Linked DNA regions of Homo sapiens: region 1 is linked to region 2. A link is an interaction called in ENCODE POLR2A ChIA-PET data of the cell type or tissue named here. Cell type or tissue: GM12878. All regions are shown on one strand. Each heading gives the region's core, and the rest is flanking DNA. Links, peaks and the distances in the headings are about the cores only. Region 1 has its middle 42 kb from the start of XPO1. Region 2 overlaps USP34 (ubiquitin specific peptidase 34).

What was found. Peaks named below come from ENCODE experiments on the same cell type or tissue, not always from the same donor. Only the 100,000 strongest peaks of a DNase experiment are listed, where the experiment ranks them.
Region 1: POLR2A ChIA-PET joins it to region 2 with 5 read pairs; 2 of 35 experiments call an interaction of 5 or more read pairs at or near these places.

Annotation. Positions count from the first base shown.
Region 1 is chr2:61,572,934-61,588,581 of GRCh38, reverse strand. It overlaps the pseudogene LOC100422418. Among named protein-coding and RNA genes, the nearest start is that of XPO1, 42 kb to the right of the region's middle. RefSeq lists an enhancer at 5,873-6,464. In GM12878, for the core only: no CTCF peak of the experiment used is centred there; no DNase peak of the experiment used is centred there; H3K27ac peaks cover 693 bases.
Region 2 is chr2:61,427,507-61,443,154 of GRCh38, reverse strand. The region is part of intron 1 of USP34 (ubiquitin specific peptidase 34); the gene reads left to right. Among named protein-coding and RNA genes, the nearest start is that of SNORA70B, 18 kb to the right of the region's middle. RefSeq lists a silencer at 12,921-13,115. In GM12878, for the core only: no CTCF peak of the experiment used is centred there; no DNase peak of the experiment used is centred there; H3K4me3 peaks cover 714 bases; H3K27ac peaks cover 793 bases.

The DNA.
Region 1 (15,648 bases), core at 4,839-12,838, 140 kb before region 2:
ATATTTATAGCAGCTCTATTCATAATTGCCAAAACTCGGAAGTAATCAAGATGCCCTGAAGTAGATGAATGGATAAACTGTGGTACATCAGACAATGTAATATTATTCAGCACTGAAAGGAAATGAGCTATTGAGCCATGAAAAGCCAGGGAGGACCTTTAAACACAGACTACCAAGTGAAAGAAGCCAACGTGAAAAGTCTACATACTGTATAATTCCAGCTATATGACATTCTACAGAATGCGAAACTATGGAGACAGTGAAAAGATTAGTGGTTGCCAAGGGCTAAGCGGAAGTAGGGTTGAATAGGCAGAGCACAGGGGATCATTAGGGCAGTCAACTACTCTGAATGATACTACAATGATGGACAAATGTGGGTTTTTTGTTTTTGGCTTTGGTTTTTTTTGAGACAGAGTCTCGCTCTGTTGCCCAGGCTGGAGGACAGTGGTGCAATCTCAGCTCACTGCAACCTCAAGCTTCCAGGTTCAAGCAATTCTCCTGTCTCAGCCTCCCAAGTAGCTGGGACTTAGAGGCGCACATCACCACACCCAGCTAATTTTTGTATTTTTAGTAGAGATGAGGTTTCACCATATTGGTCAGACTAGTCTCGAACTCCTGACCTCAGGTGATCCACCCACCTTGACTTCCCAGAGTCCTGGGATTACAGGCGTGAGCCACTGCACCCGGCCAAATGTGTTTATTATACGTATAGAAGGCACAACACCAAGAGTGAACCCTAATGTAAAGTACAGACTTTGGATGACAATGATGTGTCAATGTAGGTTCATCAATTGTAACAAATATACCACTATGCTGGGGGATATTAATACTGGAGAAGGTTGTGCATGTTTGGGGATAGAGGTTATAATATTAATAGGAACTCTGTACTTTTTGCTGTGAACCTAAAATTGCTCTAAAAAATAAAAGTTTATGGCCAGGTGTGGTGGCTCGCGCCTGTAATCCCAACACTTTGGGAGGCTGAGGAGGGTGGATCCCTTGATGACAGGAGTTTGAGACGAGCCTGGCCAACATGGCAAAACCCTTTCTCTACTAAAAACACAAAAATTAGCCAGGCATGGTGGCACATTCCTGCAACCCCAGTTACTTGGGAGGCTGAGGCAGGAGAATCACTTGAACCCGGGAGACGAAGTTTGCAGTGATCCGAGATCGTGCCATTGCACTCCAGCCTGGGCAATAGCGACTCTGTCTCAAAAAAAAAAAAAAAAAAAGAAGGCCAGCCTGGCCAACATGGTGAAACTCCATCTCCACTAAAAAATACAAAAATTAGCTGGGCGTGGTGGCACATCCCTGTAATCCCAGCTACTCAGGAAGCTGAGGCAGGAGAATCGCTTGAATCCAGGAGGTGGAGGTTGCAGTGAACCAAGATTGTGCCACTGCACTCCAGCCTGGGCAACAGAGCAAGACTCCGTATCAAAAATAAATAAATAAATAAATAAATAAATAAATAAATAAAAGTGTATTCTATTATTATTTTTTGAGACAGGGTCTTGCTCTGTCACCCAAGCTGGAGTGCAGTGGCACAATCAGGGCTCACTGCAGCCTCGACCCCCTGGGTTCAAGTGATCCTCCTGCCTCAGCCTTCCAAGTAGCTGGGACTACAGGTGTGCCACCATGCCCGGTTAGTTTTTAATTTTTTTTTTGTAGAAACGGGGTCTTCTATGTTAACCAGCCTGGAAAATTAGAATTAAAATTAAAGTCAAAAATTTTATTTTTAAAAAGAGAGCACATTGCTAAGAGCCATCCCACCCAAGACATAGTAAATGTTGGGTAGATAAAGGAAACTCAAAACCATGCTTTGTGATTCTACTTTATAGAAAGAGAGAGAGAGAAAAAGAATTGGGTATGTGTAAATATGCTTAGAACATTAATGGAAGGGCATAAAAACACCTCCCAACAGAGGCTTCTTCTGGAGAGTGGCTTAGAGAATGAGGAGTGGGCAACTTTTACTTCCTTTGCTGTATAGATTAAAACTTTAATATGAGCATGTAGTTCTTCCATTTTTTTCATGATTCCTTGCTTTAATTAAGTAATACATTGATATATTTTCTTTTTTTTATTGTTGTTTTTTTGTTTTTTTGTTTTTTTGAGACGGAGTCTCCCTCTGTCGCCCAGGCTGGAGTGCAGTGGCGCCATCTCGGCTGACTGCAAGCTCCGCCTCCCGGGTTCACGCCATTCTCCTGCCTCAGCCTCTCGAGTAGCTGGGACTACAGGCGCCCGCCATTGCGCCCGGCTTATTTGTTTGTATTTTTAGTACAGACGGGGTTTCACCGTGTTAGCCAGGATGCTCTCGATTTCTTGACCTCGTGATCCCCCCGCCTTGGCCTCCCAAAGTGCTGGGATTACAGGCGTGAGCCACCGCGCTCGGCCCATTGATATATTTTATTTGCTAAATATTCTTTTTTCCTTTTTTTGAGACAAGAGTCTCGCTCTGTTGCCCAGGCTGGAGTGCAGTGGCGCGATCACAGCTCACTGCAGACTTGATCTCCTGGGATCAGGAGGTCCTCATGCCTCAGCCTCCCAAGTAGCTTGGACCACTGCAGGTCTGTGCCACCATGCCTGGCTAAATTTGTAGGTTTGTTTGTTGTACAGATGAGGTCTCGCCATGTTGCCCAAGGCAACTCCTGGGCTCAAGCGACCCTCCTGCCGCCGCCTCCCAAAGTGCTGGGATTACAGGCGTGAGCCACCATGCCTGCCTCTGCAAAACATTCTAACAATTCAGATAAGATTAAATTGCCCTTGACCTCCCTCCACCCCGTCCCACTCCCCTCCCAGGAGATGACCACTTCTGGCCGTTTATTTGTATCTTTCTTTCATCATTGTTAAAAAGTGTATGTGAATCCCTTTGAGCTTCTTGAATCTGCGTTTATTATTAGTTGTAAAAGTCCCCAGTGACCACAGAAATGCTTCTTATGGGGAAAGGGAAGTTTTAAAATAGGGGAGCAACAATATTTGTCATAAACTTGCCCAGTGGCAGGGAAAACCCCAGGTCTTTTTTAGATCTCAAAGAGCAGGAGAAGGATAGCTTAATGTGACTGTTCAGAGGCTGGGAGTGGACAAAGAAAGGAAGCCCAGAACAATAGGGTCCTTCCATGACTGCCCTTCTGGAGGTGGGGCTGCGGCAGTAAGTGTGGAATTAGTTTAAGTCAGTATAATTTAGGGATTAGGAAGTCACCAGGGTTAAACTTTTAAATCTTTACTTTGAACTCTTTTATTTTATTTTTACTTTTTTTTTTTTTGAGATGGGGTCTCGTTCTGTCACCCAGGCTGGAGTGCACTGGTGAGATCACAGCTCACTGCAGCCTTGACTTCTTGGGCTCAGGCAGTCCTCCTGCCTCAGCCTCCCAAGTAGCTACAGAGGTGTGCCACCATGCCCTGTTGCACAAGACTGGTCTCCAGCTCCTGGGCTCAAGGGATCCTTCCGCCTTGGCCTCCCAAAGTGCTAAGATTACAGGCATGAGCCACCACGCCCAGCATTTTACTCCTCTTACTACCATCCCCAATTTTTTGTATTATGTATTTATTTATTGTTTTTACTGTTTTTTTGTTTTTTTTTTTTTTTTGAGATGGAGTTTCACTCTTGTTGCCCAGGCTGGAGTGCAATGGTGCGATCTCGGCTCACTGCAATCCTGCCTCCTGGGTTCAAGAAATTCTCCTGCCTCAGCCTCCCAAGTAGCTGGAATTACAGGCATGCGCCACCATGCCCAGCTAATTTGTTGTATGTATATATATATATATATATATATTTTTTTTTTTTTTTTTTTTTTTAGTAGAGACGGGGTTTCATCTTATTGGTCAGGCTGGTCTCGAACTCCTGACCTCAGGTAATCCACCCACTTCGGCCACCTAAAGTGCTGGGATTACAGGTGTGAGCCACCGTGCCCGGCCTATTTTTACTTTTAATTATAGGATAGGATACGGTAAGAAGAGCAGAGAAGTCTGAGTGTCAGATGCTTCTTTATTTTATTTTATTTTATTTTATTTTATTTTATTTTATTTTATTTTATTTTATTTTATTTTATTTTTAGACAGAGTCTCACTGTGTCACCAGGCTGGAGTGCAGTGGCACAATCTTGGCTCACTACAACCTCTGCCTTCCGGGTTCGAGCGATTCTCCTGCCTCAGCTTCCTGAGTAGCTGGGACTACAGGCCCACGCCACCATGCCCAGCTAATTTTTTGTATTTTCAGTGAAGACGTGGTTTCACCATGTTGGCCAGAATGGCCTTGATATCTTGACCTCATGATAAGCCCGCCTCAGCCTCCCAAAGTGCTGGGATTACAGGCATGAGCCCCTGCATCTGGCCTATTTATTTATTTATTGAGATAGAGTCTTACTCTGTCACCCAGGCTGGAGTGGAATGGCGTGATCTTGGCTCACTGCAGCCTCCTCCTCCCAGGTTCAAGCAATTCTCCTGCCTCAGCCTCCCAAGTAGCTGGAACTACAGGCATGCACCACCATCTCCGGCTAATTTTTTTTTTTTAATTTTGCATTTTTAGTAGAGACAGGATTTCGCCATGTTGGCCAGGCTGGTCTTGAACTCCTGGCCTCAAGTGATCCAGCCCCTACTCTTGGCCTCCCAACGTGCTGGGCTTACTGGCATGAGCTACCACGCCTGGCCTATGAGATGCTGCTTTTTTTTTTTTTTTTTTTTGAGACTGAGTCTTGCTCTGTCGCGCAGGCTGGAGTGCAATGGCAAGATCTCGGCTCACTGCAACCTCTGCCTCCTGGGTTCAAGCAATTCTCCTGCCTCAGCCTCCTGAGTACCTGGAATTACAGGTGCGTGCCACCACGCCCAGCTAATTTTTGTATTTTTAGTAGAAACGGGGTTTTACCATGTTGGTCAGGCTGGTCTTGAACTCCTGACCTCGTGATCCGCCCCCTTCGGCCTCCCAAAGTGCTGGGAATACAGGCGTGAGCCACCGTGCCCGGCCTCAGATGTTTCTTTAGATCCAAACTTTCTAACTGCACTGGAGCTAGAAAGGAGCCCTGAAGATGGTGGCATTTAAGTTATTTTGCTACTTAACAATTGCTATTGGGTGAATGTTATAGAATCTTTTTTTGTCTGTTCGTTTGTAGAGACAGGGTCTCACTATGTTCTGGATACTCCAGCCTGGATACTCCAGGCTGATCTGGAACTCCTGGCCTCAAGCTATCCTCCCACTTCGGGCTCCTCAAGTCCTGGGATTACGGGTGTAAACCACCACACCTGGCCTGTTATAGAATATTTTCACTAAGAAAGTTGCTTTATGCCAGGCACAGTGGCCCATGCCTGTAATCCCAGCACCTTGGGAGGCCAAGGTGGGCAGATTACTCAAGCCCAGGAGTTCAAGACCAGCCGGACAACATAGCAAAACCCTGCCTTTACAAAAAAATACAAAAATTAGCTGGGTGTGGTGTTGCACACCTGTAGTCCAAGCTACTGGGAAGGCTGAAGTGGGAGGATGGCTTGAGCTGAGGAGGTTGAGGCTGCAGCGGATTGTGATAGTGCCACTGCATTCCAGCCTGGGTGACAGCAAGACCCTGTCTCAAAAAAAAAAAAAAAAGTTGCTTTTTATGTCGTTTTTACATTACCAGGCTATTTTCACAAGATATTAATTCATTCCTTTAATTATATAAAAAAAAATACTGAGTTTACCCACCTCGGGCCAGATGTATCTAGAGAATTGGGAAATTCCTAATCTGGGCCTCTGATTAAATGGCAAAAGCCCAAGACTGGGACTGTCATCCTGCCACTGAATGCTGTGTGATCTCTCCCTTAATTGCATGATGCTTCATTTGCCTCATCTGTAAAATGGAAGTGTTGGTACAAACGATTTCTAAGGTTCTGAGGTTCAAAAATCTATTAGTCAAACCCATCTAGTTAATGTAAGACTGTCAGACTGAATCATACACTCAAAATGAAGTGAAGAGTTGGATCAATTGTATAGATCATTCTAGAAAAAAAATAAAAAATTAGTTAGACCTCAATTAGATATATTTCAGGCCACATTGTTTAGTCTATTTTATTTTTCTGGGGCTGTAAGACCAGAAACTACCTGACAGATCCAAGTAACTTGCGTGTTCTCAGCTCCATTTCACCTAGATGGGCCCCCCAGAGATTCAAGCACTTACACCTAACAATGTCAGGCTCCAAATACACTGAAAAAACAAAGACATTCCTTCAGCCCCAGTCCCAACCAGATCCTACATGTAGTGTCTACCACCGTTTAGCTAACCAGCCCTTTTCAAATTGAAAAGTACCAGTGAGTCACCTGGAGACCTTTTTAAAATGTACATTCTGATTCAGTAGATCTAGGGTGAGGCTCAAGATTCTACATTTCTAACAAGTTCCGGGTGGATGGTGATGCTGCTGGTCTCTGTTTCACACTTAAAGTGGCAAGGGGGCTAAACTACTAGCAGCTCACTGTCTTCTTTTTCAAATGCACGCTATTTTTGATTTAAAAAAACTCTTTAACTGATAAAGCTAATGCTGCTTTCAAATAACATTTGTGAAATAGAGTCAGAATTAAGGTCTTTCCTAAAATAAATGTGTTGAGTGTGGAGGCATTACACTTTGCTAAAGGTTAGGAAACTTAGAAGTGTTTCTTTTTCTTTAAATCTGTAGACAGATACCTTATACAGTAGCAAAGACTCATTAACATGTATAAATATCTTGCTCTAAAAAAGGACTCAAGGCAGTAGATTGTAAGGATTCATAACATAACCTATGCAAAACCCTTTAGCCCCCATGCCTAGCAGTTACGAAAGGCTTAAACAAGAGATTTATAACCAAGTAAGGCAAAAGATATAAAGAGGCATTTCATAGAAGGGACTTGAATGGTCAATAAACATATGAAAAAATGCACACAACTTTATTAGTAATCAGAGAACTGAAAATTTAAACCAAAAGGAAACACCACTTTATAACCTTCAGATAGTCAAAAAGGAAAAAAAATCATATAACAACACATGCTGGTAAGGATATGTTATACACTGCTGGTGGGATTTAAGTTGGTGCAATTTATTTATATTTTATTTTAAGTTTTTTTTTTTTTTTTTTTTGAGACGGAGTCTCGCTCTGTCACCCAGGCTGGAGTGCAGTGGCGCGATCTTGGCTCACTGCAAGCTCCACCCCCCGGGTTCACGCCATTCTCCTGCCTCAGCCTCCCGAGTAGCTGAGACTACAGGCACCTGCCACCTCGCCCGGCTAATTTTTTGTATTTTTAGTAGAGACGGGGTTTCACCGTGTTAGCCAGGATGATCTCGATCCCCTGACCTCATGATCCGCCCGCCTCGGCCTCCCAAAGTGCTGGGATTACAGGTGTGAGCCACCGTGCCCGGCTATTTATTTATTTATTTATTTATTATTTTTTCTTTGAGACAGGGCCTCACTTTGTCATCCAGGCTAAAGTGCAGTGGTGCAATCACAGCTCGCTGCAACCTCTACCTCTAGGGCTCAATTGATCCTCCCACCTCAACTTCCTGAGTAGCTGAGACTACAGGCGCATGCCACAATGCCTGGCTAATTTTTTTTTTTTTTTTTTTTTTGAGATGGAGTTTTGCTCCTGTTGCCCAGGCTGGAGTGCAATGACACAATCTCACCTCACTACAACCCCTGCCTCCCGGGTTCAAGCGATGCTCCTGCCTCAGCCTCCTGAGTAGCTGGGATTATAGGCATATGCCACCACACCAGGCTAATTTTGTATTTTTAGTGGCGGGGGGGGGGCGGTGGGCGGGGTTTCTCCATGTTGGTCAGGCTGGTATCGAACTCCCGACCTCAGGTGATCCACCTGCCTCGGCCTCCCAAAGTGCTGGGATTACAGGCATGAGCCGCCACGCCCAGCTGCCTGGCTAATTTTGTATCTTTTTGTAGAGATGGGGTTTTGCTATGTTGCCCAGGCTGGTCTCGAATTTCTGGCCTCAAGTGATCCACCCTCCTTGGCCTCCCAGATTTAGCCAAGGGCTGGGATTTGCAAAGAGCTGGGATTACGGGCATGAGCCACTGCACCTAGCCCATAACTATATTTTGATAGTTACATAATAATCTATTATATCAAGCAGATAATTTACTTAGCTGTATTCATATTATTGACAATTAGATTGTTTCCTTTTTTATTATTCTGCTTTTCCAGTTTTCCTTCTCTTTTGGGTCATTTCCATATGAAAAACTTCTAACAGAATAATTATAAGGTCAAAGGGTTGGAACATGTATACAAGTCTTCAGACATGTACATAAAATAATTTCTGCAGCCAAAAATATATCTCCATTCAGATGTATTTCCATCACTTCAAATTCTGACTTCCTAAAATAGAAGTAGGCGCTGCACTCCAGCCTAGGCAACAGAGTGAGACCCTGTCTCAAAAATAGAATAAAATAGAACAGCTCCCTATTATCACCCTTTCTAAACTGTTTTCCTTCTCCCCTTAACTCTATTACAGGCGATAGAAATATCTGGAACCCAGGTTGGCCAAATTCCTGCTCCTAATTCCTAGAAATACCCTCCTAGAAGAAAGACTGTCCTAGAGGAGACAGGTCTCCCTCAAGGGCCTAAATGTTCTGTGAAGTGCTTTTGGAAACTCTACTAATATATTTAAGGATTTGTTCATCTGTGATGACTGTGCTAAAAACCATGTTAGCCAGGATGGTCTTGATCTCCTGACCTCGTGATCCATCCACCTCGGCCTCCCAAAGTGCTGGGATTACAGGCGTGAACCACCGCGCCTGGCCTCAAGATGCTTTTTATTTATTAACTTGTCCTCCCAACAACCCTATAAAGTGGCATTATTATCATTATGTGCTTGGCCCATAGTAGATGCTCAATGAATACTATTAAATGAGAGCATTCCTCTTTTAGAGTTGGGAAATGTGGCTTAGGACATTAAGTTACCCAGTGTTTCATAGCTAGTAAATGGTAAAGAAGTTACACAGAACAGTCTGTCTCCAGGGCCTACAAGCATTTTCCATGAAACCTCAAGGCTCTTTAAGATCATATCATACCCTAACCTACTTTTCTTTTATTTTTTCTTTTTTTCTGAGACAGGATCTCACTCTGTCACCCAGGCTGGAGTGCAGTGGTGCCATCATGGCTCACTGCAACCTTGACCTTGAACTCCTGGTCTCAAGCTATCCTCCTGCCTCAGCCTCCCAAGCAGCTGGGACTACAGGCGCACACCACCCCTCCTGGCTAATTTTTTTTTTTCTTTTTTTTTGAGATGGAGTCTTACTCTGTCACCCAGGCTGGAGTGCAGTGGTGTGATCTCGACTCACTGCAACCTCCACCTCCCAGGTTTGAGTGATTCTCCTGCCTCAGCCTCCCGAGTAGCTGGGATTACAGGCATGTGCCACCACACCCAGCTAATTTTTGTATTTTTGTAGAGACGGGGTTTCACCATGTTGTCCAGGGTAGTCTTGAACTCTTGACCTCAGATGATCCGCCCACCTTAGCTTCCCAAAGTACTGGGATTACAGGCGTGAGCCACCTTACCTGGCCCTAACCTACTTCTCTGGCCTCATGTCTGGATACTTTTGTCCATTTTCTATCCTAGTGACTGTTCTCTGAATTTACCAATCTAGTTCATACTTGTTCATCTTTATTCTGGCTCTCAGGCCTGGAATGCCTTTCTCTCCTTCCCTCTTGGTTAGGTAACTTCTTCTCAATCTTCAGTATCCAGGCTGGAGTGCAGTGGCTTGATCTCGGCTCACTACAGCCTCTGCCTCCCGGGTTCAAGCAACTCTTCTGCCTCAGCCTCCCGAGTAGCTAGAACTACAGGCGCATGCCAACACACCCAGCTAATTTTTGTATTTTTGTAGAGACGGGGTTTCGCTATTTGGTCAGGCTGGTCTCGAGTTCCTGACCACAAGTGATCCGCCCCCACCTCGGCCTCCCAAAGTGCTGGGATTACAGACGCTAGCCACCACTCCTGGCCTGTTTTTTATTTTTATTTTTATTATTTTTTTAAGAAGGAGTCTCGCTCTGTCGCCCAGGCTGGAGCGCAGTGGTGCAATCTTGGCTCACTGCAACCTCTGCCTCCCGGGTTCAAGTGATTATCTTGCCTCAGTCTCCTGAGTAGCTGAGATTACAGGTGTGTGCCACCATGCCCGACTAATTTTTGTATTTTTAGTAGAGATGAGGTTTCACCATATTGGCCAGGCTGGTCTTGAACTCCTGACCTCAGGTGATCCCCTGACATGGGCTTCCCAAAGTGCTGGGATTACAGGCATGAGCTATGGTGCCCGGCCTGTTTTGATTATTATTATTATTATTATTACTATTTTTGAAACCCACTTTCGCTCTTGTTGCCCAGGCTGAAGTGCAATGGTGCAATCTTGGCTCACTGCAACATCCACATCCCAGGTTCAAGTGATTCTCTTGCCTCAGCCTCCTGAGTAGCTGGGATTACAGGTGTGCACCACCACACCTGGCTAATTTTTGTATTTTTAGTGGAGACAGGGTTACACCATATTGGCCAGGCTGGTCTTGAACGCCTGACCTCAAGTGATCCACCTGCCTCGGCCTCCCATAGTGCTGGGATTACAGGCGTGAGCCACCAGGCCCGGCCATCAACCTTTTTATGAGGCCTATGAGAAGCGTCCTCTACCCTGAGGCGGAACTACTCATTCTCTCTTCTTTGCTCCCATAGCACTTTATTTATGCGTCTAATTATAGACATTCTAACACTATATCATGATTTATTTAGGTGTCTGCTTCTCACTAGGTTGTGTTCTCCTTTGGGGCAAGAGCTAAGTTTCATTCATGTTTGTATCCCCAGCCTGGCATGTAATCAGGATTCAATAAGTATTTGTTAAGTGAATGAATAAATGGATGTCTTTGATTTGACTTTGCAAAAGATAGAGGAAACAGGGCCGGGGGCGGTGGCTCACGCCTATAATCCCAGCACTTTGGGAGGCCGAGGCGGATGATCACCAGGTCAGGAGATCGAGACCATCCTGGCTAACATGGTGAAACCCTGTCTCTACTAAAAATAAAAAATAAAAAAAATTAGCCGGGCGTGGTGGCGGGCGCCTGTAGTCCCAGCTACTCGGGAGGCTGAGGCAGGAGAAAGTGAGCTGAGATCGCGCCACTGCAGTCCAGCCTGGGCGACAGAGCGAGACTCCGTCTCAAAAAAAAAAAAAAAAAAAGAGGAAACATTTATTTCAAAGACCTTTTTTTTTTTGAGACGGAGTTTTGCTCTTGTTGCCCAGGCTGGAGTGCAATGGCGAGATCTTGGCTCACTGCAACCTCCACCTCCAGGGTTCAAGTGATTCTCCTGCCTCAGCCCCCTAGTCGCTGGGATTACCGGTGCCTGCCATCACACCCAGCTAATTTTTGTTACTTTTAGTAGAGACTTTTAGTAGAGACGGGGTTTTGCCATGTTGGCCGGGCTGGTCTTGAACTCCTGACCTCAGGTGATCCACCACCTCCCAAAGTGCTGGTGAGCCTCCCAAAGGCATGAGCCATGGGGCCTGGCTGAAAGGACATGTTTTATAATCACCTTTGTATGGAAGCTAAGGGCATAAGATTAAATCTTAACTTAGCAAAGGCCTTTGGCAGGAGACTAGTTCAATATCAACAAGGTATCTTGCTTTCCAACATTTCTTATTACAAGGGTGTCAAGGAATAGTTACAAAGACAAATCTTAAGTGCACTTAAATGGAGGAAACAGCAAGTGAATATGAATGGTTTGCTAATATGAGCAATCTAGGGAATGAAACCTAGGGAACTTAAAGGCCAGAAAGGCCTTAAATATTTTCATTCATCGGCCGGGCACAGTGGCTTACGCCTGTAATCCCAGCACTTTGGAAGGCCAAGGCAGGTGGATCACCTGAGGCAGAATTCAAGACCAGCCCGGCCAACATAGTGAAACCCTGTCTCTACTAAAAATACAAAAATTAGCCGGACATGGTGGCATGCGCCTGTAGTCCCAGCTACTCAGGAGGCCGAGGCAGGAGAATCACTTGAACTTCGGAGGCAGAGATTGCGATGAGCTGCAATCACGCCACTGCACTCCAGCCTGGGCAACAGAGCGAGACTCTGTCTCAAAAAAAAAAAAATCATGTATCTTTTAAATTTTGGACAAAGGAGTTGAGAATAGAGGGAAAAAATTACCAGGCACCCGTGCTAAGTCGATTTTTATGGATTCTAGTTTGAATGCCGTCTCAAAAAGATTAAGGACATCAAGGTCCTCATTGTAGATGATGTATCATCTCTTCTTTGTCTATAAGATGTCGATGACTGCACGTTCAGTTTCTGAGCCCTGTCATTTGGTAGGTTCTTTGGATCCTTGGGTCTCTGGAAATTGTTCATTCTTGCCGACTAGTCTTAATAATTACAAGCTTCGAGAGATGCATCTGACTCATCAACAAATCCAGAAAGTGAAGCCATCCTCTCCATTGTCGTCCTGGTATAATACTTGATAATGATTCCAATATTATTTTCAGTGACTTGATTAAGTCTTTCTACCTTTTCCTTCCACGCCTTTCTCTGTGTAACCAAAAACATCAGTTGAAAAATTCTCAAAACATCAGTTGAAAAATTCTCAAAACATCAGTTGAAAAATTCTCAAGAATCTTTTCTTACTTCCATTCCACAAATATGGCCCAAAGCATCAACTCCATGGTGATTAAAAAAAAAAAAAAAGCTTGCAAAGAACTATATGCCTAGAAACTTCTTCTAGCTTTTTATCACTGCTTATTCAGTAAACTTAATCTTCTTGCCAAAGAGGAGCCAGGATGACAAGAAAAACAGCTGGGTCATGAGTACAGGAGCATCACAGAAGTGCTTGGGTATAGACAGATAGGAGCCTTTGTGCAGACCCGATCGAACTGCTGAGTTATAAACTGACTATTTAAAGACTAGTGAGCCAGAGAGGTTCAAGATTCTGAGAGACAGAATGATTAATTGCACAGAGCCCAAGAGGACGGGGGTGGAGAGAGTGTGATCCACAGCATAGGTAGAAAAAATAGCCTTAATAGGTGAAAGGAAGGGTGTTATTTTGGAGGCAGGAAGTTGGGGGAGTTCCTTTCAAAGACTTCTGTTTTCTCTAAAGTTGGAGGTGAGGTCATTCTTGGAGGGAGGGGTGGGTGGGTCAGAGGTTTGTGGAGATTTGAAATGGCTGTGGTGGATAATGGGAAGCACTGGCTTAGCCTGGGCCTCTTTACAGGTGAAAAGGCAAAGGAATGAGCAAGGTGATGGGCCAAGAGGTATAGGATGAAGAAGGAAGAGATGAAGGCAGAAGGGACTCCAAAGGGAGAAAGGAGAAGGGCCCAAATACCCGAGTACAAAGAGCAATTGAGGAAAGGGCAGAGTGGGAGAAAGTTTGGGCAAAGGGTGGGGTGTCCAAATTCTGCTTGTCATTTTAAGTTCAACAAACAGTATCACCTTAAAACAAAATTAAATATAATGCAATTTTTTTTGAGACAGGGTCTCTCATTGTTGGCCAGGCTGGAGTACAGTGACATAATCACTGCTCACTGCAGCTTTGACCTCCCCAGGCTCAAGTGATCCTCCCACCTCAGCCTCCTAAGTAGCCGGGAATGCAGGCCTACCTATGCCACCATGCTCGGCTAATTTTTGTATTTTTCGTTTTCTGTGGGGTTGTTGTTGTTGTTGTTGTTTTTCTGAGATAGGGTCTTACTCTGTCACCCAGGCTAGAGTGCAGTGGCACAATCTCGGCTCACCGCAACCTCTGCCTCCCATGTTCAAGCGATTCTCCTGCCTCAGCCTTCTGAGTAGCTAGGACTACAGGCGTGTGCCACCATGCCCAGCTAATTTTTGTATTTTTAATAGAGACGGGGCTTCGCCATGTTGGCCAGGCTGGTCTCGAACTCCTGACCTCAAGTGATCTGCCTGCCTCAGCCTCCCAAAATGTTGGGATTACAGATGTGAGCCACCATGCCTGACCCAATTTTTGTATTTTTTTGTAGAGACAGGGTCTTACTACGTTGCCCAAGGCTGGTCTCAAACTCCTGGGCTCAAGTGATCCTCCTGCCTCAGCCTCCCAAAGTGTTGGGATCACAGGTGTGAACCACCATGCCCAGCCATAGTTTTGTTTGTCTTTAATTTTTCTTTCTTTTTTTTGAGATGGAGTCTCGTTTTGTCGCCCAGGCTGGAGTGCAGTGGCACAATTGGCTCACTGCAACCTCTGCCTCCCTGGTTCAAGGGATTCTTATGCCTCAGCCACCCTAGTAACTGGGATTACAGGCATGCGCCACCACACCCAGCTAATTTTTTGTATTTTTAGTAGATATGGGGTTTTGCCATGTTGGCCAGGCTGGTCTCGAACTCCTGGCCTCAAGAGATCCACCTGCTTCAGCCTCCCAAAGTGCTGGGATTACAGGCGTGAGCCACCGCACCTGGCCCCAGCTGCAGTTTTGTAATCTTGCATTTAAACATTGGTTTTATTTACAGATTGTAGTTTCAAGCCTTTTTATTTTTAATTTATATATATATATATACACACACACATACATATATATACACATACATACGTGTGTGTATATATATACATATATATATTATATATATATTTGTTGTTGTTGTTAAAAAGAAGCATGATAGTCAGCAGTGGCTCACACCTGTAATCCCAGCACTTTGGGAGGCCAAGGCGGGATTGCTTGAGCCCAGGAGTTTGAGACCAGCCTGGGAAAGATAGCAAGACCCCCATCTCTACAAAACATAAAGAAAATTAGGCCAAGCACGGCGGCTCATGCCTGTAATCCCAGCTACTCAGGAGACTGAAGCAGAGGATCACTTGAGCCTAAAACTTCCAGGTTGCAGTGAGCCGTGACTGTGCCACTGCACTCCAGTCTGGGTGTCAGAACAAGATGCTGTCTCAAAAAAAAAAAAAAAAAAAGAAGAAGAAGAAAGAAAGAAATGGGGTCTCAGTCTGTTGCCCAGGCTGGGCTTGAACTCTTAGCCTGAAGCAATCCTCACCCCTCACCCTCACAAAGTGCTAGGGTTACAGGCAAAAAATTTTTATATCAATTTATGGTTAGAGAAACCTAAGCAGCTGCCCAACTCAGAAGTCCAAGAAGAAAAAGAATGCTGGGTGTGGTGGTATACAGTCCCAGAACTAAAGTAAGTTTTCTGTCTTCTCTCTTTATATTATATTAAGAGTACAATACTACAATAGTTGGTGTCCCACCTACTTGGGAGTCTGAGGCAGGAAGACTGCTTTAGGCCAGGAGTTGGAGGGCAATGTAACAAGACTCCATCTCTTAAAAAAATTTTTTTTAAGATTTAATTGGGATGGGCGCTGTGGCTCACGTCTGTAATCCCTGCACTTTGGGAGGCCGAGATGGGCGGATCACTTGAGGTCAGGAGTTCGAGACCAGCCTTCAACATGGTGAAACCCCATCTCTACTAAAATACAAAAATTAGCTGGGCATGGTGGCGTGGTGGCGGGCACCTATAATCCCAGCTATTTGGGAGGCTGAGGGAAGAGAATTGAACCCGGGAGGCAGAGGTTGCAGTGAGCCAAGATTGCACCATTGCACTCCAGCTTGGGCTACAAGAGCGAAACTTCGTCTTAAAAAAAAAAAGAAAAGAAAAGAAAAAGATTTATTGGCAGGGCATGGTGGCTCACGCCTGTAATGCCAGCATTCTGGGAGGCCAAGACGGGTGGATCACAAGGTCAGGAGATTGAGACC
Region 2 (15,648 bases), core at 4,057-12,056:
TTCTTCCCTTTCCCCTGTCCTTTCCACCTTCTTGTATCCTCTGTTCTACTTTTTACTTACATGAGATGAACCTTTTTTTAGCTTCCACATGAGTAAGAACTTATGGTGTTTAACTTTCTGCTCCTGGCTTATTTCACATAAGATAATGTCCTCCAGTTCCATGTATGTTGCTGCAAATGACAGGATTTCATTATTTTTAATGGATGTATAATATTCCTCTGTGTGTGTGTGTGTGTGTGTGTGTGTGTGTGTGTGTACACACATCACATTTTGTTTATCCATTCATCTATCGTTGAACACGTAGGTTGATTTTGTATCTTGGCTACTGTGAATAGTGCTGTAATCGTGGGAATGCAGACGTCTCTGATACAGTGTTTTCCTTTCCTTTGGATAAATGCCTAGCAGTGGGATTGCTGGATTATATGGTAGTCGTGTTTGTAGTTTTTTGAGGAGCTTTGATACTGTTCTCTATAGTGGCTGTGCTAGTTTACGTTCCCACTAACACTGTATAAGAGTTCCCTTTTCTGTGCATCCTTGCCAGCATTTGTTATTTTTTGTGTTTTTGATAATAGCTATCCTAACTGGGGTAAGATACTTCATTGTGGTTTTGATTTGCATTTTCCTGATGGTTAGTGATGTTGAACATTTTTTTCACATATTTGTTGGCCATTTGTATATAATCTTTGAGAAATGTCTATTCACATTGTGTGTGCATTTTTAATTGGATTTTTTCTTTTTTTTTTTTTTTGCTGTTAAGATGTTTGAGTTCCTTGTAAATTCTTGATGTTAATCCCCTCAGATGAGTAATTTGCGTATAGTTTGTCTCATTCTGTAGGTTGTCTTTTTTTACTCTGTTGATTTTTGCCTTTGCTATACAGAAGTTTTGTAGTTTGACATAATTCCATTTGTTGTTTGTTGCCTGTGCTTTTGAAGTCTTTATTCATAAAATCTTTTCCCAGACCGATGTCCTGAAGCATTTCCCCTGTTTTGTTCTAGTAGTCTTATAGTTTTGTTAGTTCTTTGAGCCATTTTGAGTTGATTGTTTATGTAGAGGAGTGAGGGTATAGTTTCATTGTTGTGCCTATGGATGTCCAGTTTTCCTAGCACCATTCATTGGAGAGACTGTCCTTTCCCCAGTGAACATTCTTGGCACCTTTGTCAAAAATCAGTTGACTGTAGATACGTGTATTAACTTCTGGGCACTCTGTTCTGTTCCGTTGGTTTATGTATCTGTTCTTATGTCAGTACCATGCTGTTTTGGTTACTACAGCTTTCAATATATATTTTTAGGTCTTTTCTTTTTTCTTCCTTTTTTTTTTTTCTTTTCTTTTCTTTTTTCTTTTTTTTTTTTTGTAATGCAGTCTCTCTCTCTGTTGCCCAGGCTGTAGTTCAGTGGTACCATCACAGCTCACTGCAGCCTTGACCTGAGCACAGTTGATTCTCCCACCTCACCCTCTCAAGTATCTGGGACTACAGGCATGCATCAAGATGCCTGGTTAATTTTTTTTTTTGGCACTTACGCATTTCTGTGCCTGTTGAGTGGTGGCAGGAGCAGCCCTAGGCTGGGCAGCCGAGTGGCCGAGCAGAAGTTACAGGGACACAGGGGCACCTCTAGCCCCAGAGAGGGAGACTGGGGCTTTGGGAGCTGTGTGGCCCTGGGCTCCAGAGGAGGCCTCCTGACATCTCTTCCCCCAACCAGCTCTAGTCTCTCTGCAGCCACCTTTTCAGGAAGGGCAGGGACTCCATAAAGCTCCAAAATTTACTGCCTTTCTCATTACAGGGGCTGGGAGGTGGGGCGCAGAAAGTATAAGAGGTTTAACCTGCCTGGGTGACTTTAATTCCAAAGGGCAGAGCCTGGGTGTGGTGGGACCCATGTGTGGTCCCAGTGCTTTGGGAGGCCGAGGCAGGAGGATCACTTGAGCCTAGGAGTTTGAGGCTACAGTGAGCTATGATCGCAAGTACACTCTAGCCTGGGCCACAGAGCAAGACTCTGAGTCCAAAAAAAAAAAAAAATTTTTTTTTTTTTTTGAGGCGGCTCTCACTCAGTTGTCCAGGCTGGAGTGCAGTGGCGCGATCTCAGCTCACTGCAAGCTCCGCCTCCCAGTTTCATGCCATTCTCCTGCCTCAGCCTCCCGAGTAGCTGGGACTACAGGCACCTGCCATCACGCCCAGCTAATTTTTTTGTATTTTTAGTAGAGACGGGGTTTCACCGTGTTAGCCAGGATGGTCTCGATCTCCTGACCTCATGATCCACCCGTCTCGGCCTCCCATAGTGCTGAGATTACAGGCGTGAGCCACTGCACCCGAAATTTTTTTTTTTTTTAAATTAAAAAAGTAGGCCGGGTGTGGTGCCTTACGCCTGTAATCCCAGCACTTTGGGAGGCCAAGGCAGGCGGATTGCCTGAGGTCAGGAGTTTGAGACCAGCCTGGCCAACATGGCGAAACCCCATCTCTACTAAAAATACAAAAAGTAGCCGGGTATGGTGGTGGGCGCCTTTAATCCCAGCTACTTGGTAGGCTGAGGCAGGAGAATGGCTTGAACCCAGGAGGAGGAGGTTGCAGTGAGCGGAGATTGTGCCACTGCATTCCAGCCTGGACGAGAAGAGCAAAACTCCATCTCAAAAAAAAAAAAAAAATTTAAAAAGGGCAACTTTTTCAAGAAGAATGGAGGGGAAAAGGCATGAAGAGAAATTCCCTCTGCAGCAGAGCAAGTTCCTTCCATGGAGGAACAGGAAGCCGCAATCACTGTTTGCAGCTGGGCACAGCTGCCATGACATTTCATACAGCAGCCATTGACCTGCTTCCTCCTGATGTCCTGTCTGGGCACATCCTCCAGCAGGACCACCAGGGAGGCAGGGATGGCAGCCCTTGCAACTTCCCTTTGACCTCAGGGAATTTGAGAAATTGAGGTGTGGGATGGCAGAGTGGTGGTGTTTGGAGGCCAGGAGGAAGAGGCTGATGTCCGCAACCCCACAGGACTCAAGCAGCCCACCCTGATGCCCTAGATGAGTGCTCGGGAGGGACGGCCATGCTGCTGGCTTTCTGTGTAGCACTCAGGCAGGTGCCTCAGTGAGCCCTCAGAACCGGGGAGGAGAAGGTTGCAAAGCAACAGCCTGATGCCCAGGGCCTTGCAGCTTGTCTTGGGGAGCTCACACTGCCCCTCCTGTGGTCCCTGCACTAGGCTAGGATGCCCCTGTCCTCCCACATCCTCCGCTCCCTGTACCCTGTTGGCCCAGCAGCAGTCCCTGTCCTAATGGCACAGTGCAGCCATCCACAGAATCCACACCCAGACACCTCTCTGGGCCACACATCATGAGGTCTCCACCCAGCTGTGTGTGACCCACATAGTGACAGGGTATGGCTGAGCAGGTCTCCAGGCCCACCCTTTGCCCACAGCCTCCTGCCTCCCTGCGGTGAGACACAGGCAAGGGTCACAGGTCAGCAAGTCTGTTCTCTTAGAAACATGCCAAGGTCAGGTGTGGGCCACTTGTGCTCCACGGGGGCTGCCATGCTGCCTTCTTGGAGCACACAGGAGTCCCCGTCAGATATCCTAACCTGAGTACCCACAGCTGCTTGTGGTGAGGGCTGACTGTGGGTGCTCACTGACTGCCTGCTCAGCACACAGCTGGATGGTGCTGGGCACTGGGCCTTCCAAGAAATGGAAACGGCCCCTTCCCTCCCAGTGCTCACATACAGCAGGGGAGACAGGATGGCCGGACAGAATGGTGCCAAGTGTGAGTGCTGCAAGCAGATCCTCGTGGAGGGAGCCAGGGCCAGGCTGGAGGGGTGACATCAGAGCTGTGCACATACCTGAGTGTTCTTGCCAGCACAGGGCATGAGGGTCAAGTGGCTCTACACAGCTGAGGCACAGCAGGAGGAGGGGGCACATAACCTGGCTAATTTTTTGTAGAGACACGGTTTTGCCCTGTTACCCAGGCTGGTTTCGAACTGCTGAGCTCAAGTAATCGTCCCAACTCAGCCTCCCAAAGTGTTGGGATTACAGGCGTGAGCCACCATGCCCAGCTGTTTTTAGGTCTTTCACTTCCTTTGTTAAATTTATTCCTGTTAGACTTTTTTCCTAGCTATTGTAAATGAAATTGCCTTCTTGATTTCTTTTCAGGTAGTGTATTGTTTGTATATGGAAACATCACTGATTTTTTTTAAATAGTGATTTTGTATCCTGCAACTTTACTGAATTTTTTAGCTCTGAGGTGTGTGTTTTTAGTGGAGCATAGGTTTTACTATATATAAGGTCATGTCATCTGCAGCTGCAAACACAGGGACAGTTTGACTTCTTCATTTCCAATTTGGATGCCCAGAACTACTTTGTCTTGTTCTGGCTAGGACTTGCAGTAGTATGTTGGGTAAGAGCAGTGAGAGTGAGATCCTTGTCCAGGTACAGTTACTGGAGGAAAAGCTTTTATCTTTCTCTTGTTGAGTAAGATGATAGCTGTGGGTTTGTCATATATGGCCTTTATTATGTTGGTGTACTTTCCTTTTATACCTAATTTATTGAGAGTGTTTTTTTTTTGTTTTTGTTTTTGTTTTGTTTTTGAGATGGAGTCTCACTCTTGTCGCCCAGGCTGGAGTGCAGTGGCGTGATCTTGGTTCACTGCAACCTCTGCCTCCCAGGTTCAAGCAGTTCTCCTGCCTCAGCCTCCCGAGTAGCTAGGATTACAGCTTGTGGCTAATTTTTGTAGTTTTGGTAGAAACGGGGTTTCACCATGTTGGCCAGGCTGGTCTCGAACTCCTGACCTCAAGTGATCCGCCTGCCTTGGCCTCCCAAAGTGCTGGGATTACAGGCGTTGAGCCACCACGCCTGGCCTAGAGTTTTTTTTTTAATCACGAATGGATGTTGAATTTTATCAAATGCTTTTTCCGATTCTATTGAGATGATCCTATGGTTTTTGTCCTTCATTCTATTGCTAAGATGTATGACATCCATTGATTTGCGTATGTTAAATTATCCTTGTATTCCTGGGTTGAATCCCAGTTCATCATGGTTATTACATTTTGATGTGTTGTTGGATTTGGTTTGCCAGAATTCTGTTCAGAATTTTTGTGTCTATGTTTATCAAGGACACTGGCATGTAGTTTTCTTTTTTGTTTGTTTTTCCTTTTCTGGTTTTGGTATCAGGGTTATACTGGCCTTGTAGAGTGAGTTCAGAAGAATTAACTTTGCTTCAATTTTTTGGAATACCTTGAGAAGAATTGGTATTCATTCTTCTGTAAATATTTGGTAGATTTCAGCAGTGAACCCATCAGTCCTGCACTTTCCTTGGGAGACTTTTTGTTACTGATTCAATCTCATTACTTGTTTTTGGTCTGTTCAGGTTTTTTATTTATTTATTTATTTATTTATTTATTTATTTATTTATTTTTGAGACGGAGTCTCGCTCTGTTGCCCAGGCTGGAGTGCAGTGGTACAATCTGGGCTCACTGCAAGCTCCGCCTCCCGTGTTCAAGCCATTCTCCTGCCTCAGCCTCCCGACTAGCTGGGACTGCAGGTGCCTGCCACCATGCCTGGCTAATTTTTTGTATTTTTATTAGAGACGGGGTTTCACCATATTGGCCAGGCTGGTCTTGAACTCCTGACCTCGTGATCTGCCTACCTCAGCCTGCCAAAGTGCTGGGATTACAGGCATGAGCCACCGTGCCTGGCAGGTTTTTTATTTCTTATTGGTTCAATCTTAGTAGATTGTATGTGTTCAGGAATTTGTTCATTTCCTCTAGGTTTTTAAATTTATTGCTGCGTAGTTGGTCAGCAGTCTCTAATGATCCTTTGTACTTCTGTGGTATCCGTTATGATGTCTCCTTTTTTGTTTCTGATTTCTTTTATTTGGGTCTTGTCTCTTTTTTCCTTAGTCTAGCTAAAGGTTTGTTGATTTTGTTTATCTTTTCAAATGACCAGCTTTTTTCTGATCTTTGATCTCCTGTAATTTGTTTTAGTCTCAATTTTGTTTATTTCAGCTCTGATCTTTATTGATCTTCGTTGTCTAATTTTGGTTTTGTTCTTTTTGGTTCCTTGAGATGCATCATTGGTTGTTTGAAATCTTTCCAGTTTCTTGGCATAGGCATTTATTACTATAAACTTCCCTCTTAGCAGTGCACCGCTTTTGCTGTATCCCACAGGCTTTGACGTGTTGTATTTGCATTTTCATTTGTTTCAAGACATTATTTTATTTCCATCTTAATACCTTCATTGACCCAGTGGTCATTCAGGAGCATGTTGTTTAATTTCCATGTATTGGTATAGTTTCCAGCATTTCTCTTGTATTGATTTCTATTTTTATTCCATTGTGGTCTGAGAAGATAGCTGACATGATTTTTTCAGTTATTTTAAAATTTGGTTGAGACTTGTTTTATGTCCTAAAATATGGTCAATTCTGGAGAATGTTTCATGTGCTGCTATAAAAATGTGTATTCTGCTGCTATTAGGTGAAATGTTCTGTAAATAGCTGTTGGTTTTATTTGGTCTATGATGCAGTTGAAAACTATGTTTCTTTGTTATATTCTGTCTAGATGATCTGTCCAGTGCTGTTGAAGTCCCCAACTATTATTATGTTGAGGTCTGTCTCTCCCGTTAGATCTAATTATGTTGTATATCTGGGTCCTCTGGTGTTGGTTGCGTGTGTATTTACAATTCTTATATCCCCTTACTGAATTGATGCCTTTATTATATAGTGTCCTTCTTTGTCTCCTTTTACAACTTTTGGCTTGAAGTCTGTTTTGTCTGATATATGTAAAGCTACCCCAGCTCACTTTTGGTTTCTGTTTACATGGAATGTCTTTTCCCGTCCTTTCACTTTTAGTCTATGTGTGTCTTTATTTTGTTGGGACAGAGTTGTGCTCTGTTGCACAGGCTGGCACAATCTTGACTCACTGCAACCTCTTCCTCCCAGGTTCAAGCGATTCTTTTGCCTCAAATTCCCAAGTAGCTGAGATTACAGCATGAGCCACTGTGCCCAGCCAATTTTTTTGTATTTTTAGTACAGACATGGTTTTGTCATGTTGGCCAGGCTCTGTGGGTGACTTTAAAGATGAAGTTAGTATCTTGTTGACAGCATATTGTTGAATTTTTTTGTTGTTGTTCAGTCTATAACTTCTATTTTTTATATATATTTTTTGAGATGGTGTCTCACTTTGTCACCCAAGCTGGAGTGCAATGGGGTGATCTTGGTTTACTGCAGCCTCCGCCTCCCAGGTTCAAGCGATTCTCCTGCCTAAGCCTCCTGAGTAGCTGGGATTACAGGCGCACTCCACCATGCCCGGCTCATTTTTGTATTTTAGTAGAGATGAGGTTTTACTATATTGGCCAGGCTGGTCTCGAACTCCTGACCTCAAGTGATCTGCCCGTCGTGGCCTCCCAAAGTGCTGGGATTACAGGCATGAGCCACTGCGCATGGCCAGTGTATAACTTTTAAATGGGGGAATTTAAATCATTTGTGCTCAAGGTATTATTGATAGGTGAGGACTTACTCCTGCCATTTTATTGATTGTTTTTTAGTTACTACATTATATATCCTTTGTTCCTTGCTTGCTCTTCCATATATGAAATTCTTGAGCATTTCTTATAAGGCAATCTACTGATGAGTATTTCCTCAGTTTTTCTTTGTTTGTGAAGGTTTATTTCTCCTGCGTTTCTGCAGGACAGCTTTGCTGGGTATAATCTTGATAAGCTGTTTTTTTGTTTTTTTTTTAGTACTTTAACTCTGTTAATCCCATTCACTCCTTGCCTGTAAGGATTCTGCTGAGAAATCTGTTAGTCTGGTGGAGATACTTTTATTTGTGACTTGATGCTTTTCTTTTGCTGCTTTTAGAGTTCTTTTTTTTTTTTTTTTTTTTTTGAAACAAGGTCTCACTCTGTTGCCCAGGCTAGATAGAATACAGTGGCGCAATTAAAGCTTATTGCAGCCTTGACTTCCTGGACTCAGGTGATTCTCCCACCTCAGCCTCTGAGTAGCTGGGACTATAAGCATTCACCACCATGTCCAGCTAATTTTTATATTTTTTTGTAGAGATGGGGTCTCACCACGTTGCCCAGGCTGGTTTTGAATTCCTGGCCTTAAGCAATCCACCTGCCTTGGCCTCCCAAAGTGCTGAGATTATAGGTGTGAGGTGCTGTGCTTGGCCTCTTTGTTGAATTTCTCATTAAAATCATGAATTATTTTCCTTATTTCATTAAAGTTCTTACCTGTATTCCCTTGTACCTCCTGAGTTTCCTTAAGATCGTTATTTTGAGTTCTTTTTCTGGCATTTTATATATTTCTTTATGATTGGGGTCTATTACAGGAGAATTATACTGTTTGCCTTTGAAGATGTCATGTTTCTTTTTTCTCTGTTGATTTCTCTACATTGTTTCTACACATTGTTGGAACCCCCCCCCTTTCAATTTTATGGAGTAAATTTTATAGGGAAAGACTTAATTTATATAAGTGGATCTTAGATCAGTGGAGTGTGTTGGCCTTGGTTCTGTGTGGACACAGTAATGTAGTTTCTTCATCTGTAATCTGTACTAGTGACATTTGAGAGTTTCTCAGCAGCCTAGGATGAGGAAGTGTGTGGTGCAGCTTTGCCAGGGGGGTTGGCTCATTGGGCTGTTTCTCAAGTCAGGGACACATGTATGCATATGGTGAGTTGGCCAACTTGGGGTCTGGCTTGCTGGGGTTGAAGCCACAGGACTGTTACTCTGGCCAGGAGCACAGGCATGTGGTTGCTCAATTGGCTTGGTGTTGTGCCTGGCAGGAGTGGCCCATGGTTTCTCAGGTCTAGGACACAGGTGCACAACTGCTCAGCCAGCCTAGATGTGTCTGTCAGGTGTTGCCCATTGGGCTGTTTCTTAGGACTGGGATGTGGGCTCTTGGCTGCCTGGCTGGCCTGGGGGGATGCCCATCAGGGACGACCTGTGGTAATGTTTCTGAGGCCCTTATTGGGGGCGCAGGGCTGTTCGGGAGGCCAGAAGCATGTCTACATGGGGCAGAGGTGCTAGGAGCCTTTTTCTTAGGCACTGAGTAAGGGTGCATGGCTGCTTCACTAACCTTGGGGTGTATCACATGCTCTTTGGCTTGCGGGCCTCCACTACTTTGGAGAGAGCTTATAGTGGCTTGGTTGGCTTATGGGCAGGTTTGTCCTGGATGGGACTGTCAGACTGTTCCTTTGGCTTGAAGTGTGGTCTGGTTGTGGGAGTTGGTTTTCCCTGCTGTGCGGGACCAAAGTTGCAGCTATAGTTGTGGCATTCATTCACCTGTGTGGCCTTGGTGTAATGAAGATGGAGCTGAAGTGCTGCAGAGGTGCAGTGGCTACTGGCCCCCAGAGGGTGCACTCCAGAGGTGGCTCTGGTTTCAAGATGGTGTTGCACTGCCACAGCTTGTTTCACTGGGGGTAGGTGGGGGTTGGGGAGCACATTCCTTGTGCTCCTAATTTGGGCAGTGCAGCTGTATGGATTTCCAGCAGTTGTCTAAATTGGGCTCAGGGCTTGCAAGGACTGTGGGATTCTCCTTTTTATTTTATTTATAGTTTTTGAGATGGAGTCTTACTCTGTTGCCCAGGCTGGAGTGCAGTGGCACGATCTTGGTTCACTGCAACCTCTGCCTCCTGGGTTCAAGTGATTCTCCTGCCTCAGCCTCCTCAGTAGTTGGGATTACAGGCACCCACCACCACGCCCGGCTAATTTTTATATTTTTAGTAGAGATGGGGTTTCACCTTCTTGGCCAGGGTGGTCTTGAACTCATGACCTCAAGTGATCCGCCTGCCTCAGCTCCTCAAAGTGCTGGGATTACAGGCATGAGCCACCGCACCTGGCCGATTCGCCACTTGTAAGGAGTGTAGGTGTTTGTGGTGGTAATGGGAGTGCTGGTGAGGGATCTTCTGCTTACTTTTTCCCTGCATCAGGAAGTCCCTGCTGACTGCAGGCAAATCCCATCTGGGTGAGGGGAGATGGGGCTGCAGAGGCTGGATGCTTCCATACTGCCTTCCTGGACTTTGTCACCAACAGGTGTGTCTCCATTCCCCAACTGCACTCAGATGGTCTCTCTGACACACCTGTCAGATCTTAGCTGTTTATTTGTTAACCTTTGTCCTTTCTTGTGTGTAGGATGAATGCTAGGTGTCTTTAGTCAGTCTCCCTGATTCTTTTTTTAATATTCTTCATAACTTTGCTGGAATTCTTCAGCTTATCTAATATCTTGAATGTATTACCTATTGTAACTAATATCTTAATCTTCTGTTTTATTGTTCTCTTATTTTCACCCTTGTTTCTGGCTATGTGGTATGTGGTCTTGGTTTTTGGTTCTCTGGTCATTGTAGAAAGTTTTAGATATCTAGAGTCATGTGCAGAAATGGGAAAGTTTATGGGCAGTGAACACTTATGTACCCATCACCCAGTCAACATTTACCAACTCATGGGTAGTTTTTTTTTTCACCTTACCTTATCCATTGTCTCTCTCCCACCCACTGGATTAGCTTGAAGTAAATCCAGGTGTTATATATTATCTGTATATATTTAAATATATTAAAATAACCATTTAGCATTTAAAAATTTTAAAGATGGGGTCTTGCTGTGTTGCCCAGGCTGGCCTAGAACTCTTGAGCTCAAACAGTCCTCTCACCTCAGCCTCCTGAATAGTTGGAACTAGAGACACACACCACTGTGTCCAGCTTTGTTTGTTTACGTATTTATGAGACAGGGTCTCACTCTGTCACCCAGGCTGGAGTGCAGTGGCATGCTCCTGGTTCACTGCAGCCTTGACCTCCTGGGGCTCAAGCTGTCTGCCCACCTCAGCTTCCTGAGTAGCTAAGACTGTAGGTACGGGATATTATGCCCAGCTAATTTTTGTCTTTTTTTTGTAGAGATGGGGTTTTGCCATGTTATCCAGGCTGGTCTTGAACGCCTGAATTCAAGCCATCTGCCCACCTTGGCCACTCAAAGTGCTAGGATTACAGGAAAATGTCACTACATTCCATTTTTTTTTTTTAATTGAAAAACGGTGGGTTCTGTCTAAGTTGCCCAGGCTGGTCTCAAACACCTGGGCCCAAGCAAATCTTGCCTTGGCCTCCCAAAGTGCTGTGATTACAGGCGTGAGCTGCTACCCCTGGCCATGGTCTGTTTTTTGTTATTTTAAATTCATACGTAATTCTTATACATATTTATAGGGTACAGCATGCTATTTCAATACCTTTATATGATGTGTAATGATCAAATTGGGGTAATTATTGTTATCTCAAGCATTTATCATTCTTTGTGTTGGGAACATTCAAAATCCTCTCTGCTATTTATTTATCTTTTATTTATTTATTTTTTTGAGATGGAGTCTTGCTCTTGTTGCCCAGGCTGGAATGCAGTGGTGCGATTTCAGCTCACTGCAACCTCCGCCTCCCGGGTTCAAGTGATTCTCCTGCCGCGGGTCTCAAGTAGCTGGGATTACAGGCGCCTAACACCATGCCCGGCTAAGTTTTTGAATTTTAGTAGAGATGGGGTTTCACCAGATTGGCCAGGCTGGTCTCGAACTCCTAACCTCAGGTATTCCACCCACTTGGCCTCCCAGAGTGCTGGGATTACAGGTGTGAGCCACCACGCCCGGCCAGCCTCTGCTAGCTAAAATGTCAGATTATTAACTATAGTAATCCTAAAGCCAGGATCAGTGACTCATGTCTGTAATCCCAGTGCTTTGGGTGGCTGAGGCAGAAGGATCACTTGAGGCCAGGAGTTAGTGACCAGTGTGGGCAACACAGCAAGACTCCATCTCTACAAAAAGTTTAATTAATAATTAGTTGAGTGTGGTGAAATGCACCTGTAGTCTCAGCTACTTGGGAGGCTGAGGCAAGTGGATTGTTTGAGCCCAGGAGGTCCAGGCTGCAGTAAGCTGTGATTGTGCCACTGCATTCCAGCCTGAGTGACAGAGCTAAATCTCTTCTCTAAACAAACAAAAACCTGATAAAGCTCCAAAGAACAACAAAAACAAAAAAATAGTCATCCTGCAGTACTATAAAACACTAGAATGTATTCCTCCTGGCTAGGTATAATTCTCTGTTCATTAACCAATCTCTCCCTACATTCCTCTTCTCTAACCTTTCCAGTGTCTAGTTGTGTAAATTTCTTTAGTTTTCGTTTCATTTCATTTCGTTTCATTTCTTTTCTATTTTTCTTTTTTTAAAGAATAGGGGTCTTGTTGCCCAGGCTTCAGTGCAGGGGCGCACGATCATAGCTCACTATGAGCCTCAAACTCCCAGGCTCAAGTGATCCTCTCTTCTCAGCCTCCCAAGTAGCTGAGATTACAGGCTTGCACTACCATGCCCAGTTAATTATTTTATTTTTTGTAGCGAAGGGGTTGCCCAGGGTGGTCTTGAACTCCTGGCCTCAAGGGATCTCTTGCCTCGGTCTCCCAAGAGTAATTTCTTAATACGAAATAGCATTCAATTTCCCTTATATTCTCAGTTTTAAAAAATTCTACCTTTTCCTTCACAATTTGAATCAAGATTCACATGAGACCTATTAGAATTGCTGATTTTAAAAATTAACTAAATTGTTATATAATTTACATACAATAAGGTTAGTCTATTGTAAGGGTATGTGTTTATTCATTTTGACAAATGTATACACTCATATAAGAACCACAATTGAACATTTCCATCACCCAGTTATTCCTCATTCCTGTTTGTAATCAGCCCCACCACCAACTCTGCATTGTCGTAACTGCTGATGTGCTTTGTCACCTAAGCTTTATTTTTAAATGTATTTTATTATTATTATTTTTTGAGACAGTCTTGCTCTGCCACCCAGGCCGGAGTGCAATGGCACGATCCTGGCTCATTGCAACCTCTGCCTCCTGGGTTCAAGTGATTCTCCTGCCTCAGCCTACTGAGTAGCTGGGATTATGGGCATGTGCCAGCACGCCTGGCTAATTTTTGTATTTTTTTTTTCTTTTCTTTTTTTTTTTTTTTTGTGACGAAGACTCGCTCTGTCGCCCAGGCGGGAGTGCAGTGGCACGATCTTGGCTCACTGAAAGTTCCGCCTCTCGGGTCCACGCCATTCTCCTGCCTCAGCCTCTCGAGTAGCTGGGACTACAGGTGCCCACCACCACGCGCGGCTAATTTTTTGTATTTTTAGTAGAGACGGGGGGTTTCACCGTGTTAGCCAGGATGGTCTCGATCTCCTGACCTCGTGATCCACCCGCCTCGGCCTCCCAAAGTGCTGGGATTACAGGCGTGAGCCACCGCGCCCAGCCTAATTTTTGTACTTTTACAAATACAAAATTTTAGTGGAGACAGGGTGTCACCATGTTGGCCAGACTGGTCTCGAACTCCTGACCTCAGGTGATCTGCCCGCCTCGGCCTCCCAAAGTGCTGGGATTATAGGCAGGAGCCACTGTGTCCAGCTAGAAATAAACTTTATGTACTACTTACATCTGGTTGGTATTCTTTTTACTTAGCATACGGTTAGAAGTCATCCATGTTGCTTGTTGGTGCATCAGTAGTCGGTTTCTTTTTATTGCTGAATAGAATTCCGTATGTTGGCATATATATGATAACTTTTTTTTTTTGAGGTAGTCTTGCCCTGTTACCTGTCATGTGGTGCCATTATAGCTCACTGCAACCTCGACTGCCTGTGCTTAAGCAACTCATTCACCTCAGCCTCCTGGGTAGCTAGGACTACAGGTGCATGCTACCACACCCAGCTAATTTTATTTTATTTTATCTTATTTTATTTTTTGAGACGGAGTCTCGCTCTGTTGCCCAGGCTGGAGTGCAGTGGTGCAATCTTGGCTCACTGCAAGGTCTGCCTCCTGGGTTCATGCCATTCTCCTGCCTCAGCCTCCCAAGTAGCTGGGACTACAGGTGCCCACCACCATGCCTGGCTTAATTTTTGTATTTTTAGTAGAGACGGGGTTTCACCTTGTTAGCCAGGATGGTCTCGATCTCCTGACCTCGTGATCCGCCTGCCTCGGCCTCCCAAAGTGCTGGGATTACAGGCGTGAGCCACTGTGCCTGGCCAAACCTAGCTAATTTTAAAATTTGTTTAGTAGAGATAGTGTCTTGTACTGTTGCCCAGGCTGGTCTAGAACTCCTAGCCTTAAGCAATCCTCCCTCCTTTTCTTCCCAAAGCGCATCCTTTTTATTTATTTTATTTTTTTTATTTTTAAACTCAATCCACTCTAATGGAAATTTGGTTTGTTTCTAGTGTGAGTAAAGTTATTATTTTGTTTTGCTCTTTGTGTTTTGTTTGTTGGCTACCTGTGTGGACTAATTCTGTGAATTCTGGCTGCCCTGTAGTTTGTAGCCATTGATATCTCTGTTGGTTATTGTTACTGTTTCAATACATAATTCTTTTCTCTCTTTATTTTCAAACCTCACTTCCTAGGAGTTACCTCTGAATCGGCATAGCTAATTTTTTTCCTAAGTCTGTTGTAATTTCTAGGTTCCCCTCTTTCTTTTTATTTGTTGCAGAAACTGCTCGTTCCGTGGCTTGCTTAGTGCATACGATTTCCCATCTGGATTTTGCAGATTTTATCCTTGTGTAATTATTATGCTTTGTCTTTTGTATTTCCATACTTTTATTGCTAGATCTAGAGGCTTGATCAGATTCAGGTTAAATTTCTTGGCAAGACTGTTTTATAGGTTGTGTTGTGTTCTTCCATGGGGTTGGTTGGAGTGCCACTTAATGTCATAGTTAGCAAGCAGCCATTGCCTAAGGCTTTTATTACATTAACAGCTACAAAACTAATCCTGTCACTTTTTTCTTTGATTAGGTGGACTATCTGTATCAGGAGAAACTTGCTTTTATTACCTGTTTCATTACTTTTATTTGCTATTTCTACGTGAAAGTCAGGATGAATGGCTGATTTCTCCCTTTGTTAACCAGTTTTCAATGACTGATTTAACATTTGCAAAGGTGATCACTTTTTTTTTTTTTTTTTGAGAATCATTAGAAACTCATACTCAGAAATAACATTTTTGCCTTTGTTTAAGATTTGGAAGTTTTTTTTTTTTTTTTGTGACGGAGTTTTGCTCTTGTTGCTCAGGCTGGAGGGCAGTGGCGCAATCTTGGTTCACTGCAACCCCTGCCTCCCGGGTTCAAGCGATTCTTCTGCCTCAGCCTCCCAAGTAGCTGGGACTACAGGCACACGCCACCATGCCCGGCTAGTTTTTTTGTGTTTTTAGTAGAGACGGGGTTTCACCATGTTGGCCAGGCTGGTCTCAAACTCCTGACTTCAGGTGATCTGCCTCCCTCAGCCATCCAAAGTGCTGGGATTACAGGTGTGAGCCACTGTGCCTGGCCACCAAAAACTCTTTAGATTTGCCCTTTTGAGGCTATTTTCTAGATCCCGTAGGCATGCTTCATTTTTAGAAATTCCGTTTTCTTTTTTCTCCTGACTTGGGTGTTTTCAAATAGTCTGTGTTTGAACTCACTAATTCTTACTTCTCTGCCATCAATTCTGCTGCAAAAGACTAATACATTCTTTAGTATGCCAATTGCGTTTTTCAGCTCCAGAATTTCTGCTGGAGTCTTCTTACATGTTTTAATCTTTGTTAAAGTTATCTGATAGAATTCTGTATTCCTTCTGTGTTATCTTGAATTTCTTTGAGTTTCCTCAACACGGCTATTTTGAATTCCTTATCTGAAAGGTCACATATCTCTGTTTCTCCAGGATT